Regions from separate parts of the Homo sapiens genome. Here all the other regions are linked to region 2. The links are chromatin contacts, found by Hi-C or POLR2A ChIA-PET in ENCODE. All regions are on one chromosome and are shown on one strand. The core of a region is the stretch at or near the end of the contact, and the rest is flanking DNA. Distances in the headings are between cores, read along the strand shown. Region 1 holds the start of MRPL14 (mitochondrial ribosomal protein L14). Region 2 holds the start of ZNF318 (zinc finger protein 318). Region 3 holds the start of SCIRT (stem cell inhibitory RNA transcript).

What was found. A loop is a pair of places that touch in the nucleus more often than their neighbours do. ChIA-PET counts read pairs that join two places held with the same protein, here RNA polymerase II (POLR2A). Pooled maps may share reads with other maps.
Region 1: a pooled map shows a loop between it and region 2 (13-fold over the local background). The contact joins the promoter of MRPL14 here to the promoter of ZNF318 in region 2. A Hi-C loop is called at or near these places in 9 of 50 pooled maps. POLR2A ChIA-PET finds 5 or more read pairs at or near these places in 3 of 52 experiments (activated T-cell and activated naive CD4-positive, alpha-beta T cell).
Region 3: a pooled map shows a loop between it and region 2 (11-fold over the local background). The contact joins the promoter of SCIRT here to the promoter of ZNF318 in region 2. A Hi-C loop is called at or near these places in 2 of 37 single-sample maps with no recorded cell type and 6 of 50 pooled maps. POLR2A ChIA-PET finds 5 or more read pairs at or near these places in 2 of 52 experiments (BJ and activated CD4-positive, alpha-beta T cell).

The regions. Positions count from the first base shown.
Region 1 is chr6:44,123,868-44,128,779 of GRCh38, forward strand. It overlaps MRPL14 (mitochondrial ribosomal protein L14), which reads right to left and starts at 3,585. Exons shown (of 3, transcript NM_032111.4): 1 at 3,477-3,585. TMEM63B (transmembrane protein 63B) reads left to right here and starts at 3,687. Exons shown (of 24, transcript NM_018426.3): 1 at 3,687-3,811. RefSeq lists silencers at 3,318-3,377, 3,408-3,457, 3,478-3,877, 3,918-4,027, 4,208-4,367.
Region 2 is chr6:43,368,301-43,372,967 of GRCh38, forward strand. It overlaps ZNF318 (zinc finger protein 318), which reads right to left and starts at 1,347. Exons shown (of 10, transcript NM_014345.3): 1 at 667-1,347. The coding sequence starts at 1,065. It overlaps LOC124901227 (atherin-like), which reads left to right and starts at 1,064. Exons shown (of 2, transcript XM_047419609.1): 1 at 1,064-1,087; 2 at 1,123-3,041. The coding sequence starts at 1,064. The coding sequence ends at 1,821. RefSeq lists silencers at 751-820, 831-1,020, 1,111-1,310, 1,501-1,600.
Region 3 is chr6:44,071,583-44,076,266 of GRCh38, forward strand. SCIRT (stem cell inhibitory RNA transcript) reads right to left here and starts at 3,070. Exons shown (of 5, transcript NR_125864.1): 1 at 2,915-3,070. RefSeq lists enhancers at 1,481-1,540, 1,581-1,680, 2,701-2,960, 4,081-4,150 and silencers at 1,761-1,840, 1,931-2,190.

The DNA.
Region 1 (4,912 bases), core at 2,335-4,834, 760 kb after region 2:
CTCAAAAAAAAAGTAAGCAGTAGTACTTAGATAGATCTGACAATTCTCAATTATTCAAGATGGTTTTTCAATGTGTAGATTTGTATATTTTATCTACTCCAGTTTTGCTCCCCCTCCCATCCCTACCTCACAAGTGTACAAACATCTATAATCCAGATATAAATTTGTAATATTCTTCATCTGGTCAAACTCAGGAAAAACTGCACAAGTCAAAGTAAAATTCTACTGAATCATATACATAATTCCCTTCCTATTAGTACCTCCATTGGGCCAGGTTTAGGTGGGCTCCAGGTTTATTAAGATGTCAGATAGGCAGGAGAGTAGTGTGAAAAAGTTAAAGAATGGGGGTGGGAGGGTGCTGCTGATGGAAAGCATATATCTCTTTCACTCCATCCTCCCCTTCTCTCACACCAAGTCTGTGGCCCTGGAATCACCTGTCTGGGTCTCAACGACTCTCTGTCAAGCAGAGATCATATTGGGAAAAGCAAAGAGGTCTGGAAATGGAAGTGCTTTAGCTTCACTCATGTAAGGGATCATTTTAATGTGGACAATCCTTCTCTGAATTATCCAGTACAGACTAGATCTGCAGGATAGTTTGTTTACCAGATCCTGGCCAGGAAGAGCAAGCTCGTTCCCTGATTCTCAGGGCAGCACCATAGGTGCCTCTTTAAGATCATAGCCCTGAAAGTGTTTTCAGTTTAGAGTGGACATGGTAAATTACTTCCTCTCTTTTCTAAGACATAAAAGATTTTTTGAGTTTTTAACAGAGGGCTCTCCTACTCTGAGTGGTTTCACTGGTGAATGGTAAGCTACTTTACTATGACCTTTTTAAATATTCAGCATATTACCTGACCCAGAACAACATTTCTGAGATCTGAACTGCAGTCTTCTCTTGCATACTAGTTGTCACTGTAAATACACATGTAAAATCACACCAGGGTAAGCTACAACCCAGACAAACCATGAGCCTATAAAATAGAAGGCTAAACCATAACCTGCTTTTCGAGACCCCCCCTACAGCCCTAAGAACTATCCAAGTAACCTGACAGTAGGAAAATCCACCTTAGGTGTGCCCAGGCATGATAATCCCAAAGACATAAATGGAGCAAAATAGGTTTTAAAGAATTCTTGCAACACTGAAGACTAGGAGCTAAGAAGAGTCTAAATAACCATGCTCAGTGCCCAACCACCTGAAAAGTGGACTCCAGGGAAATTTTGTTGTTGTTATCCACCCCGCCCCAAGGGAAACATTTTATCTTTAATATTCAGGAGCAATAATAAAATATTTTGGCCACTGTTCTTCAAGGATTCCACAAGGCACTTAATTCTCATGTCAGGCTTTCTGAAATGCTTGCCCTGGAAAGTGTCACTTGATGGCTCACACACTCCTTGAGGATTAGGTGCTGACCCTAATTAGGCACAGGCAGAAATAGTTCAGGAATCCACATGCTCAGATTCATAACTATACTTTTTGTAAAAAATAAAAACATATAAAAAATGCCTTCTGGCTGGACAAGGTGGCTCACGCCTGTAATCCCAGCACTTTGAGAGGCTGAGTTGCGTAGATCGATTGAGGTCAGGGGCTGGAGACCAGCCTGGGCAACATGGTGAAACCCTATCTCTACTAAAAATACAAAAATTAGCCAGGAGTGGTGGCTCGCGCCTGCAGTCCCAGCTACTCGGGAGGCTGAGGCATAAGAATTGCTAGATCCCAGGAGAAGCTGCAGTGAGCTGAGATCGCACTGCTGCACCCAGATCTCCCCAGCCTGGGCAAGAGAGACTGTCTCAAAAAAAAAAAAAAAAAAAAAAAAAAAGGCCTTCTAGTGATCCTCAGAAATCCAAAAACCAGACAACTATGGCTTCCACTTCCATTTTTCAGATATCCATTATAATACTATTTGACCTCAAAGTGAATTTTATTGTTCCACACAAGCAACAGATTACACCAATTTCACAACTCCCAGAATCCAAACCTACAAAGACCCTTCCCACCAAGCACTTTACCAAAAACGGGCTTCATCTCCATCTTCCTTTCTTTCACAGTTGAAAAACTGCCCTTCCTAATTAAGCCAACCAACTTCTTACCTCAATAAAATCCTTGTTTTTCAGTAGCACGTACAGTATTTCCAGTGATGAACAGTGAACTGTCTTTCGTCTCACACAGTAACCTCCGTGAAGAAGATCCACCTTGTTCTTTACTGTATATTCCTGGCATGCTAACTGCATCCTCAGACAATTTTAAGTGACTGAAAACTCAGGCAAAGAAAGGCAAGAGGGCAAATAGAAGGGCACAGGAGACAACGCTTTTCAAATTTTTCTCACTGCGACCTACAGAAACACACTGTAGAACACCTCCTAGTACACTCACACGTGTGTGTACACCTGAAGTGTCAAGAAACAATACCCTAAGTGCAACACCCTCTGATATTTTCTATTTCAAGTGGCCGTGATCTACTAAACTGATTTCCAACTCACCAATAGGATTCAGTTTGAAAAACACTGCAATAAATCAAACCTTACAGTTGCATTCCACAAGCTACTAATGAACTCTTGAAAATCCAGCATACAGCAGAGACGCTGACCAACTACAAGATCCAAACCCCCCAGGTGGGCAGTGTCCTTCTGTTCAGCAGTGGCAGTTCCCCACCACCACCAGCCCTGAGAGTTAATTATCTCCCAAACTCCCAGAGTTTCCCAAGTAGCCTGAGGTGTCTGTCATATGCCCTTTTAACCTCTTTATAAATTCAGTCCCGTCCGTCTCTTACGGTGGCAAAGTTCATTTATCGTCGGCTGTGGAAAGCAATACTTCCTTTTTGTCCCCTCCAGGAACCAGAAATTAAATGACCAGGTTGGTGCCCGTTGTGCCTTTATGATCTATTTGTGTGGGTGATATATAGAAAGAGTCTCAGTCTCTCCCTTCATCTTTCCAGTCTTAATCACTGGTAGATGCAGTCTCTGGTGAAATAAGAAACCAGGGAACCCCCTGGCCTGGGGGAGGGCGCACTCATCAGCGTTGACAGAGTGAAAGCAAAAACTCAATCCTCACACCACAGAGGCGTCTGGCTAACTCATCTCCAGACCTAAGTTGGGAAAGGGGAGGGGAGCGCGGAAAGCGGAGAAGCCGGAGGAGACGCTCCGGAGTGACCAGCGACGGCTGAACGCAGCCCGCCCTCCCCAAGTCGACGCCGCAACCCGGGGAAAGCAGGTGAGCGCCGGCCACGGACTTGGGGGTCGCAGAAGCAGCCCACGGAGAGCGGAAGGGAGGAGGATCCGGGTAAGGGGCCTCCCCTCCCCGTCGGGACCCCCCTCCCCGTCGGGACCCCCCCCTCCCCGTCGGGACCCCTCCCACTGACGCTCTGCCTCCCACTCTGGCCTCTCCTCACTCACCCCGGGGAGTGGGCCTCCCCTACTGCAGAGAAAGGAAGAGGAGAAGGAGGGAATGAGGACTTAACGCCCACCCCTGCCCCCCACCATACCGCTCTCGCCGCCCGGGAAAATCCCGCCGCGGGCCCCACCAGCCAAGCGCCGCCTTCGCCCCACGCGGCCTCTTCCTAGCGCCTGCGCGCCAGGCCCAGCCCGGCGGACGCGATCTGAGAGTGCGCGCGCACCTTGCGTGCGCCGGCGTGCGGGGCGGGACCTGCGGGGCTCCGCCCCCTCCCCCTCCCTCCCCCCGCTCCCCCTCCCCCATACACTGCCGCGGCCGCCGCAGGAGCCCGGAGCTCGAGCCGCCCAGCGACTCCCCCTCCCCCTCCCCCAGCCCCGCCCCGCCCCAACCCGGGGCTCCGAGCCGGAGCCGAGTCTGCGCCTGGGGGTGAGTACGCGACCCCTACCCAGCCCTCGCTCTTTTCTTCGAAGATCCCACCACCACCCAAAGAAAAAACCTGGACTCAGCTGCGCGTCCCCTCCCTTCAACCTCCTGCGGGACCCAGAGGTGCCCGGGCCCGCGGGACCCAGGGGTGGCGCGCGCTGCCCCCAACCCCGCACCATCCCGAGCCAAATGTGAGTCCTCCAACCCCTGCCGGAGGTCCAGATACGCGCCGCCGGCTCTCCCCAGCCCCGGGGAGATCCCAAAGGGTGGGACCCCCGCCCCCGGCCCCCGAGTGCCACTCTTCTCCCACCTGCCCGGTGCAGGTGCGCGTCCCCTGCGCGACCCTCGGGGGTGCCAGCTGCGCCCCGCCTGTCCGCCGCCGTTTGGGGAACTAGCCGCCCCCGCCCCCGAGTTTTGGACCCCGGGGTCGCCAAGTCCGATGCCTTCTGTGCCTTTTATTTTTTCTGCTGCTCCCGGGGGCGAGTACACCCGAAGCCGGTCCGGGGTAAGGGCTCGGGCTCGGGCAAGGGCAGGGTTCGCAGGTGCTGGCACGAGGCCGGCCGCTGCCCCCGGCTCTGGGGACTGACTGGTCGGCGGGCTGGAGAGGCGGCCGGCCCCGGGAGCGTGTCCTCTCCTTGCGCCCCACACAGTGCAGTTCATTCATGAGCCGCCCGGGCCTGCGTTGGAGGGTGCGGTGGGGAAAAGATTCAGACGCGAAACCGAGAGTGGGGCAAAGGCCCTGTTGTGGGGAGGGGGCGCCGCTTTGTCCCTCCTGGCTGTCTTGACCGCCTAAGGCGGACAGTCCCAAAGCTTGGCACCTTGTTCCCCAGAAAAGGAAAGGACGCTTGGGAAGTGGGGAGGAGAGGTCAGAGGGGCTGGCTGCCCTTGGGGCGCTGTGCTGCCCCCTGCCTGGGTCCCCTGGGCAGAGGTCTGGCCGCTCGGGGCAAGCCTGAGCACTCCACCGCCCTGGGGGGCTGGGGCTTGCCTACCCATTACCAGTCTGCAGCAGCCGGGGAGCAATGAGGCTGTGCCCAACACCTGCTGAAGAGGGGCCCATCCTGCCTCCCAGGCCAGGGTGAGGTGGGGAGTGGGAGTGTCAGCCAG
Region 2 (4,667 bases), core at 97-2,596:
CTCGGCTGTACAACAAGGAATAGTATTAACTGCCTCACTTCAAAGACTTGTGAGGGTTAAAATAATGTGCAAAGTGAAAGGCTAGGCATAATTCCTGACATAGAACTCGATAAGAGGTAGTGGCTATGGCAGTGACTGTGGTCCTGCACACTTCATTCCGAAGCAGCAGCTCCAATTCATTTAAGCTAACAGTTTACACTCTAGACGTAAAGCCTGGTAGGGTTCAAGCGTCCCTAACTCGCCACAAAAACGGACATTTCGGCTTTTTCCCCTAAGATCCAGGAAGGCAGCTCAGGTGTAAGGGGATGAAAAGTACGGAACCCCGAGGACACATCAACTCTACAAAAAGTACCAAGACACACGGTTTGGACGAAATGCCCCTCGCCTTGGCAAACTTTCCACACCTCACCCGGCATGAGAGAAACAGCCTATTCCTAAGGAACGGAGCGCGCACTCCCGACGAGACGCCCGTGCGCTCCCGAGTCCGTTATTGTGTCAACGCTCCCGGGTCTGACAGAAGCCTCCAGGCTCGGCATCCCCGAGGGAGTTGGCCGGAGGCTTCGCGCTTAGGACCCTGGTCTGGAGGCCCCGGGCGTTTCTGGAAACGGGAATTCCGGGGGAGGGGACTGGGGGATGGAGGGAGTCCTGGACGAGGGGTGGGATTACCCGGCTGCCGCTGTCGCCTGGATGGTCTCCGCGGCCGTCCCGGGCATAGTCGGCGCGGGACTCCCCCCGGCTGCTGCCTCTGAAGCCGGCCGGGCCCGGCGGGAAGAGTCGTCGGCCCCGCGGTGGCGACGGGGAGCCGCGACGGGCCCGAGGCGGGGACGGGGAGACGCGACGACCCCGTGGCGGGGACGGCGAGGCCCGGCGGCCGCGGTGCCCTGAGGGCGAGCGGGGTCGGCGAGCCGGGGTCCGCGACGAGGAGCCGGAGGGCGGAGGCGGCGGTGAGCTGCGGCGAGCCGGGCCTGAGGAGGAGCCAGAGCTGCGGCCGCTGCGCGGGCCGCCCCCGCCGTCGTCTTTAGGCCGGTGGGAAGAGACGGAGGAGCGAGCGCTGCTGCGGTACATGGTTCTTGCAGCGGCGGCCACGGCGACAGCTCTGACCCGGGGGCGCCCTAGACGCAGGCTCGGAGCGCGCCGCCGCAGCTGCAGCCGCCGCCACCTCGGCCGCTGCGCGCCGCCTCAGCCGCGGGAGCAGCCCCCTCCCCTCGGCCCCGCGTCGCCCCGGGGGCCCGGCCGAGCGCGCCCCCGCGGCTGGCGGTTGGAGGGCGCGAGCACGCGTCCGACACACCCCCCCCCGCCTCCGGGGTTCCCCGCTCCTCCACTCAGGGAGCGGCCGCAGGAACCAAGAAAAGTGGGGAGGAGCACAGACGCCGGCGCGAGGCTGGGCGAGGGGAGGGGAAGCGAAGCGCGCGCCCTGAGCTCTGCACGCCCCGCCTCCGAATCCTCAAGATGGCGGCCGCAGAGCCGCCCACTTCCCCCTCCCGCGGCCGCCACGTGACCCCTGTGGCCTCCGCGCGGGGTGGGCGGAGCGGAAGGAAGGGCTTCTCTGGAGAGGGATCTGGTTTTCCGGGGATGCTCCAGGCCTCTGGACTTAGGGGTTTGGAGACCGTGCGGAGGTGTCTTCGCTCTTTCGTGCCGCCCCTCAAGCCTCTTAATTTAGGGATGGACACGAAATGGTTGAAAACCATTCGTGATAATATAAACGGGCCTGTAAACGTTAGCTGTGTGGGAGGTTACGGACCCCGGCAGGAGCGCCCACCGAAATCCTGTCCCCAGCTGAAGCAACACGACCCGCATCAGTTTACTTTCCAGTTTGCCTAATTTCTAGAGGTTGAAATTGAGGATAGGAAAGTACGAGGTGGAGGTGGTGGGCCAGAATCAAACCCAAAATAGACGTTGTCAGGCCTCTGAGCCCAAGCTAAGCCATCATATCCCCTATGACCTGCACGTATACATCCAGATGGCCTGAGGCAACTGAAGAGCCACAAAAGAAGTGAAAATAGCCTTAACTGATGACATTCCACCATTGTGATTTGTTCCTGCCCCACCCTAACTGACAGGATATATTCTCCCCCTTGCCCTTAAGTAGGTGCTTTGTAATATTCTCCCCCGCCCTTAAGAATGTACTTTGTACACCTATCCCAAACCTATAAGAACTAATGATAATTCCACCACCCTCTGCTGACTCCTTTTTCGGACTCAACCCGCCTGCACCCAGGTAAGATAAACAGCCTTGTTGCTCACACGAAGCCTGTTTGGTGGACTCTCTTCACACGTTTTCGAGCTGTTTTCTGACTAAAGTACTTGTGGTCATGGTGGAGGTCCTTCATTACCAGGGGCCCACATCATGACCAACTGGAGGCGTGGCAAGTTTTTGTAAGAGATCCAGGCATGCCCCCTCCCCTGGCCTAAGTCCAGAATTTTCCTAGATGCCAATCTCAGGGCCCTGCATCCTAAATACAAAAGTGGGCCAGGCGCAAAGGGTCACGCCTATAATCCCACCATTTTGGGAGGCCGGGGCAGGAGGATTGCTTGAGCCTGAGAGTTCGAGACCAGCCTGGGCAACGTAGAAGGACCTCCATTTCTAAAAAAAAAAAAAAAAAATTTGCCGAGTGTGGTGGCACGTTCCTGTACCCCAGCTACTCGGGAGGTTGAGGCTGCGGTGAGCTGTGATCATGCCACTGCACTCCAGCCTGGGTGACAGAGTGAGACCCTCTCTCAAAAAATACATCCATATATATATATATCCATTTCCATACGTTCTTATAATGGCATATACTCAGTAAAAATGTATAAAATTTTTACTAGTTGACTACTTTTACCCAGCTTCACATTTTATATAATTTATATAAAATAAGAAACCAATAACATTTTAATGAAAAAAATAATAAAAATATGCCAGAGGTGTATGCCCTGTCTTTATTAGAGTATATATGGATTTTGGTTACCCATACTTTTGGTGGGACTTAATAAATGTGAAAAAAATGTAAATCAGTGTGTATAGATACTTGGAGTCAATAAATTTTAAATCATGTTTGTTATATTCTGTATCAACTTTTACTCCTCAACCCATTTCTAATACTGAATATTTTTATCAAAGGAGCTGGGGTGTTTCAAGACAGGGGGAGACACGGTGTATAATCAGAAAACTCTTCTGCTTCCCCTTCACACTTGCTCTATGCATAGTTCTGTATCCTGCATGAAATCTCTTGCAGATCCTTTCACTTTTCAAGTATTTTTCAGTCATGACAGTAGTCATATTGCAGTAGAAAATATATAGTACAGAACAAAACTTTAAACTTTATTCAGGCTAAAGGTTCTCCCCTACCCCTGCTTTTACCTGCTTCAGACTTGAAGCTTGCTATATTAAAAGTGGTATGGTAGGTTTCTCCACATCCCTGCCTTTGCTCCTCAAAGTTTGCTCCTCCTCTCCCACTGGCTAGCTGCTATTTCTGACCCCCTCCTCCCAGGAGGAGAAGGGATTGAAGGGAAAGAACACAGACTTTCCTGGTTAGTGCAGGATGCTGTTACCTTCCAAAATCGGTTCCCTATGGACAAGGAGGAATCACAAATGTTGGCTTTTCTCTCTTATGCACCTTTGTGGGCTTTTTTAGAACTCTCTTGCTGGCAGTGGTCCTCCTCTGGTTCACTGTCTATGACTCCCCTCCCCCAAGTCTTTGGCCTTCTGGAGGAGGTTTACCCCATGTAAAACTCACTCCCGTGGCAGGAGTCCCTTTCCTCTCTGGTTATCTCTCATGGGACGGATCCCTTTTATTTTGTTTTGTTTTTTTTTTTTTTTTTTTTTTTTTTTTTGAGACAGAGTCTCGCTCAGTCGCCCAGGCTGGAGTGCAGTGGCTCGATCTCCGCTCACTGCAAGCTTCGCTTCCTGGGCTCACGCCATTCTCCTGCCTCAGCCTCCCGAGTAGCTGGGACTATAGGCACCCGCCACCATGCCCAGCTAATTTTTTTGTATTTTTTTTAGTGGAGACGAGGTTTCACCGTGTAAGCCAGGATGGTCGCGATCTGCTGACCTCGTGATCCGCCCGCCTCGGCCTCCCAAAGTGCTGGGAAGGTGGCATGAGCCACCGCACGCGGCCTGGGAAGGATCTCTTTTAAATGACTCCAAGTTCGTTAGCTTGTGTGTCCACTTGGCTCACAGGATAACTCATGCATCTTTGCCCCAGTGGCGAAGGCAGTGCAGCTCACTCCCCATGGCTCCCACCTTATTCACCATCCCAGCACAGTTAGCCAGCATCTTGCTTTTGGACTTCCCCCAGGTAGGGGTTAAGACACTATCCCTGTGGATCTCCAAACTCCAGGAGACACAAGCCAAACATTCTAAGAGGTTCTAGTAGAAGGCTTTATCTCACTTGGCTCCCCTCTCCCGCCCCAGAGTGGCAGGAGAGGAAATACAGAGCCCACAGGTAACTGTCCGACACAATCTTCATTCTCTTATATAGACTGAGGGTGGATGATTAGTAATGCTGGCAGACTAGTTCATATTCTATCATCACCCTTTAAGATGGGGGAATGGGAGTACCTGGCATCTGTTGTATTGCCTTCTATTTTTGAGGCCTTTGCTGAAACTCCAGAGACAATAGGAAGAACCCAGTTAACGTACCGTCCCTGTTGTCTGTCATCAATTCAAGAAATTTTTATGAGACTTC
Region 3 (4,684 bases), core at 1,820-4,319, 710 kb after region 2:
ATTTGTCAAGTTCAAAAGATCTCGTTGTTTTTCACATCTTCCAACAGATGTGATTTTCGGACATCTCAGCCCACAGCCAAACAGAAACAAGTTGAGAATAGGGTGGGTTTGGTGGTCTGCCCTGGAGGCAGGCAAAGTGATGGTAACAGAAGTGATAGTTTATACGGAGAGAGTTGATGAAGTGATAAAGTACTATAAAAGTAGACACAAGAACTACGAAAATGTAGCCTTCATGGAATGAGCCGTTGGTGTGGGGCCAAAAAAGGCCTTGGATTTTCACTGTATTACAACCAGGATACTGATGGACCCTTGTAACCACAACCCTGAGTCATGAAGACTCACATGTTCTGTAACCTCTGATTAAAAGCCCGGAAAGCGTGTAATATCCACTAGTGATTCCTATCCAAAATATCTCTTTTTAAGGTTTCAGATATTAATGTCTGGAAAACTAGTATGAAATGGTTCATTCTTGGATGGTGACATAAACATGACATGTTACTGGCCTCTTTACAGTTTTCTCAAAGCCCACCTTCAAATTCCAAGGAGCTGCCAGCTCCGGGATTTGAATTCACTCTATCCATGGAAACAAAGCTGAGGGAAATGTCCCCAGACTTTCAGCCAGTTCAAACACAATAATAAAAAAAGGTTTACCTCATACATGCCTCCAACATATGAGGCATGTTATAGGCAGATTATATTTTAATCCTCAACAGCCCCGCTGGGTGAATGCTGTACTCCCATTACACAGAAAACTGAGGCTCAGAGGGGTCAAACAACTGGGGCCAGTTTAAGTTAGTACGTGACAAAGAGCTCTCAGCTACCTCCACCTGCACATTCCACAGACCAGTCCCCTTCAGTTCACTCCCACAGGGAGGTTCAAAACACCACCGACCCTATTCAGACATCCCTTTGCAAGGCCCTGTCACCTGTCTTGCCCAATGCCCACCTAGCCAGGAGAGCCAGGATGCACAGTGAGGAAGGTGGAATGAGGTGCCAACGTAGCCCATCCAGGGAAGGAAGACAGCCCCCCCCCCCCGGCCACCCACTTGCCAGTGGCCCAGGTGGCAGGCCAGCCACTTGCCAATCCCCTTCCTGATCAGGGATTCAGGAAGTGAAGAGAGTGCCCCTGGAAGTCAGGAGACACCTCCAAGATGAAGGCCCTGCCTGCCATAGCCTGACACAGCCTCCCTGTACTCCCTGGGTTGTCCCAGGACGCAGACTCTGTGCTTACCATACCACACCTTTGTCAGTGGTGTGGGCAGGGCCCAGCAGAGTCCTGGACACCCCAGGGAGTAGGAGCTGTGCAGGTAACATAGGAGGGGGTGAAAGGGAAATGAACTCCCTTGGGAGTTCCCCATCCCAGAGGAAATAAAAGTCAAAGCACTCCTTTGTTTTTTCTTCCCAAGCCCTTATAAGGGGCTTTATGGGGCTTGCCTAGGTTTGAGGTGCAGCAGAGGCAGGCGGGTGAGGGCCTCCAGGCTGAGAGATCCTGGGGCAAAAGTGAAACTATATGGTCATGAACACGGGCATGTTCTGAACTCTGTGAAACCCTAGCCCAGGACCTGGCTGACTGTACAATCCGTCACCCGGCACACCGTAACAGAAGACCCTACTACGCGCAGAGGACAGTACTATTGGGGTGGCAACTGAAAAGGGTCCTGGCTGGAGGCGGGGTTTGCTGGAGGGGTAACAGAGCGTGCGCGGAGTGGAGAGGGTACGGAGGCTCACCGCCCAGCATCCCCAACCCCGGCGCTCAGAAGAGCAGCGCGCTCCGGAGCTCGGCGCGCGCGATCAAAGCCGGCGCCGCACGCGCACGCGCGCCCGCAGCCGCTCCCCCGCCCGCGCCGCTCCGGCTCCCGCGCGCGCGCACTTGAGGCCTCCCTTGTGCGTCTCCTCCATTCGCTACGTGCAGAATGGTCCGTCGGCAGCAGCTGCAGCGCTGGGTGGGAGGGGGAGGAGGAGGGGAGGGGGAGGCGGCGCCCAGGTCTCGGGGAGGGGCCGCGGCGGCCCTGGAGATAGAGGGGTGGGGGCGAAGGGGTGGGCCCCCGCAGCGGGGAGGACAGAGGGAGAGTCCGGGTGGGCTCGATGCTCAGCCTTCCCCCTCCCCCGCTCCCGCTTCTTTCTGCGAGGCCATTACGGCCATCTCCCGGCCTGAGCCTCCTGGAACCAAGCCGACCAAGAGGGGTTTCCTCCGTGTTGTCTCGTCCCCAAAACCCAGAATCCAGACCCAAGAAAGAACCACTCCTGCTGACCCCTCCTCCCGCTACCCGTCCCAACCGCATTCCCAAGCTTTCGTGGAGGTGACCCAACAGCAAGCACTTCCCCACTCCGCCTTTCATGGGGTGGGGTCCCTAAGAGGTACTGCAGACTAACTCCTCTTTTCATCTCTTACCCCACCTGGAGGAAGAGGCATGGCCAGGATGGACACCAGAGCACATTTCCCAGCATTTCCAAGGGGAAAGGGCAGCATCTCAGCATGCAGACTCCAACATGGCCACAGAAAGGTCGAGTGGCGCAGAGGAGCAGGCTGCTGCCCAGGCCCCTAGGGCCACTTCCAAAGGAGTGTGACCACGACTAGGTTGCTGTGGACTCACTCGCATTACAGGGCTGCGCCCTATACACCTGTTTGTAAAGGGTCCTCCTAGAATGTAATGGTGAGGGACCACCAAGCGGTGGACCAAGAATTCCAAACAGACCAGCTCCCTGCCTTGCCAGGAAACCAGATGTGGCCCAGATGTCCATAGCAGTTCCTCCCACAGGGTGGGACACCAGCTATTCTGTGCAACCCCTCCCAACCCTTCTTCCAGGGTCAGGGAGGAAAGCTGGCAACCTCCGTTGTCCCTTCCCATTTGGGTTGCTAGAAGGGAGCAACTCACTCATCCTCCTCTTCCTGCCAAGAGCCACCTGGGCTTACCTCTCCAGCAGCCACCTAGGTTCAACCTGTGGTCTAACCTCAAGCCCTCTGCTGACAGGTTAAGTCAAGATCGCCGGGAAGGAAGGCGTCCAGTTTCATTACACACACAGACGTACACACACACCCGACACCGACCCACGCGCCTGGGCTCTGCACAGTGGCTAGACCCCAAAAAGCCGATTCTCCTGTTCCCTCCGTGGTGGCCTCAGTCTTTTGGCGGCGCCCTCTGCTGGCCACTAGGAAGTGCAGGAAAAAACAGTCTGCCCATAGACGCTTGGTGGATCTGGGAAAGGGGACAAGAGGCAGAGAAACAAGTGAAAAGTGGGAGCTGAGAGCAGCGCTGGGCTGGCCACAAACAAGCGAGGCATGGTGACGCCTTCCTGGAGGTGGGGAGTTTTGAGCCAGCTTTCCATGGGCCTAGGGAGACAAGCCGAGCTGGCAGATAGGGGCTCAGGACACCCCAGGAGTGGCCCTTCCTGTGTGCTGAGCCCTACCCCTGTCCTGGATGGCTCATACACCCACTAACTCATATGGCTGCTGTGCCCTGCTTGGGAGTCCTTCCTGTCAGCCTCTATTGGGGTGGTGGGTGGGGAGGAGCAGCCATGGAAACCCTGATCCTTCTAGTCATAGTCTGGCTCCCTGGGGCTGTGAGAGGTGTCCCCAAAGAGAAGCCTCCAATTGACAAACCTCTGCTCCACCCCACCCCACATACACAGAGGATGGCCCAAGCCCAGGTCCCTGGCATGGTGGGGCAGGGGCCTGAGTCACAGCCTGGCGTGACCCTGCCCAGTCCCCAGGAATGGCCAGCTCGTCCAGAGGTGAGACCCAGGTCAACAATCCATCAGTCTGCCTCCTGCCACCAGGTATCCTCCCCATCACGTCCTACACGTGGGGTGGGCCAGGACAGTGCTGGGCAGAGCTAGTGTTGGGCCTGTGCCTGGGGGCCACCAAGGGGGCCCGGAGAAAAGAATGGAGGGGTTTTCACTTCCTGAGCAGCAGGAGGAGCCAGCTGGGGTTAAAGACAGGAGGGACTGGTTGGGCCTACAGGCATTTGGAGTCTCTCCCTGCCTGCTGGGTGAGGGAGGCAGCAGGTGCCAAGAACTGCTAGCTTCTAGGACCTGACCCTCAAGTTGCTTCTCCTGCTGAGGGGCTTCTAGGGTCACCCTCAGGGCCTTGACATCTGCACACATCTGCACAGGCCCTTCACCAGGGACTTAACCTCCAAAGGCAGCTCCTGCTCCCAGCCTTCACAGGCCCCCCTAGGGCCCAAGTCCCCAGACCCAACCTCAGTCTGCAAGCTGGCCAAGTCAGAGGTCCTGGCTGCCTGGACCACTCCCAAGCAGTAAATGGCACTGTGGGCTTCCTCCATCCTGTCTTCCCCGCCCCACTTCATTGATTCACTGACTTCCAACTTACTGGTCAGGCCCCCTTCCAGACCCTGCCTGGATGAAGAGGACTCCCAGAAGCAGTGATTGAAGGCCTAGGAGGATACAGAGAGCCAGGTGCTTTAATTGGAGGTAATTAGTTAATTTACTCTGAAAGCAATGGGGCAGGGCGGGGACAGGGGGAGGAGAGGGGAGGGGAGGAGGTAGGGGGCTGTGACCTAACTGGGCTCAAACTCTCAAACTCTGGTCAGCCTCCTTCTGGACCACAGCAAACCTGTGTGTACCCACCCACTTAGGAGACCCTCTCCTGGGCCCCAGGTCAGAGCAAGACCCAAAGTGGACTAGGGTGGCTCTGCAGAAAAAGCAGGTGCCCTGGGGTGGTGGG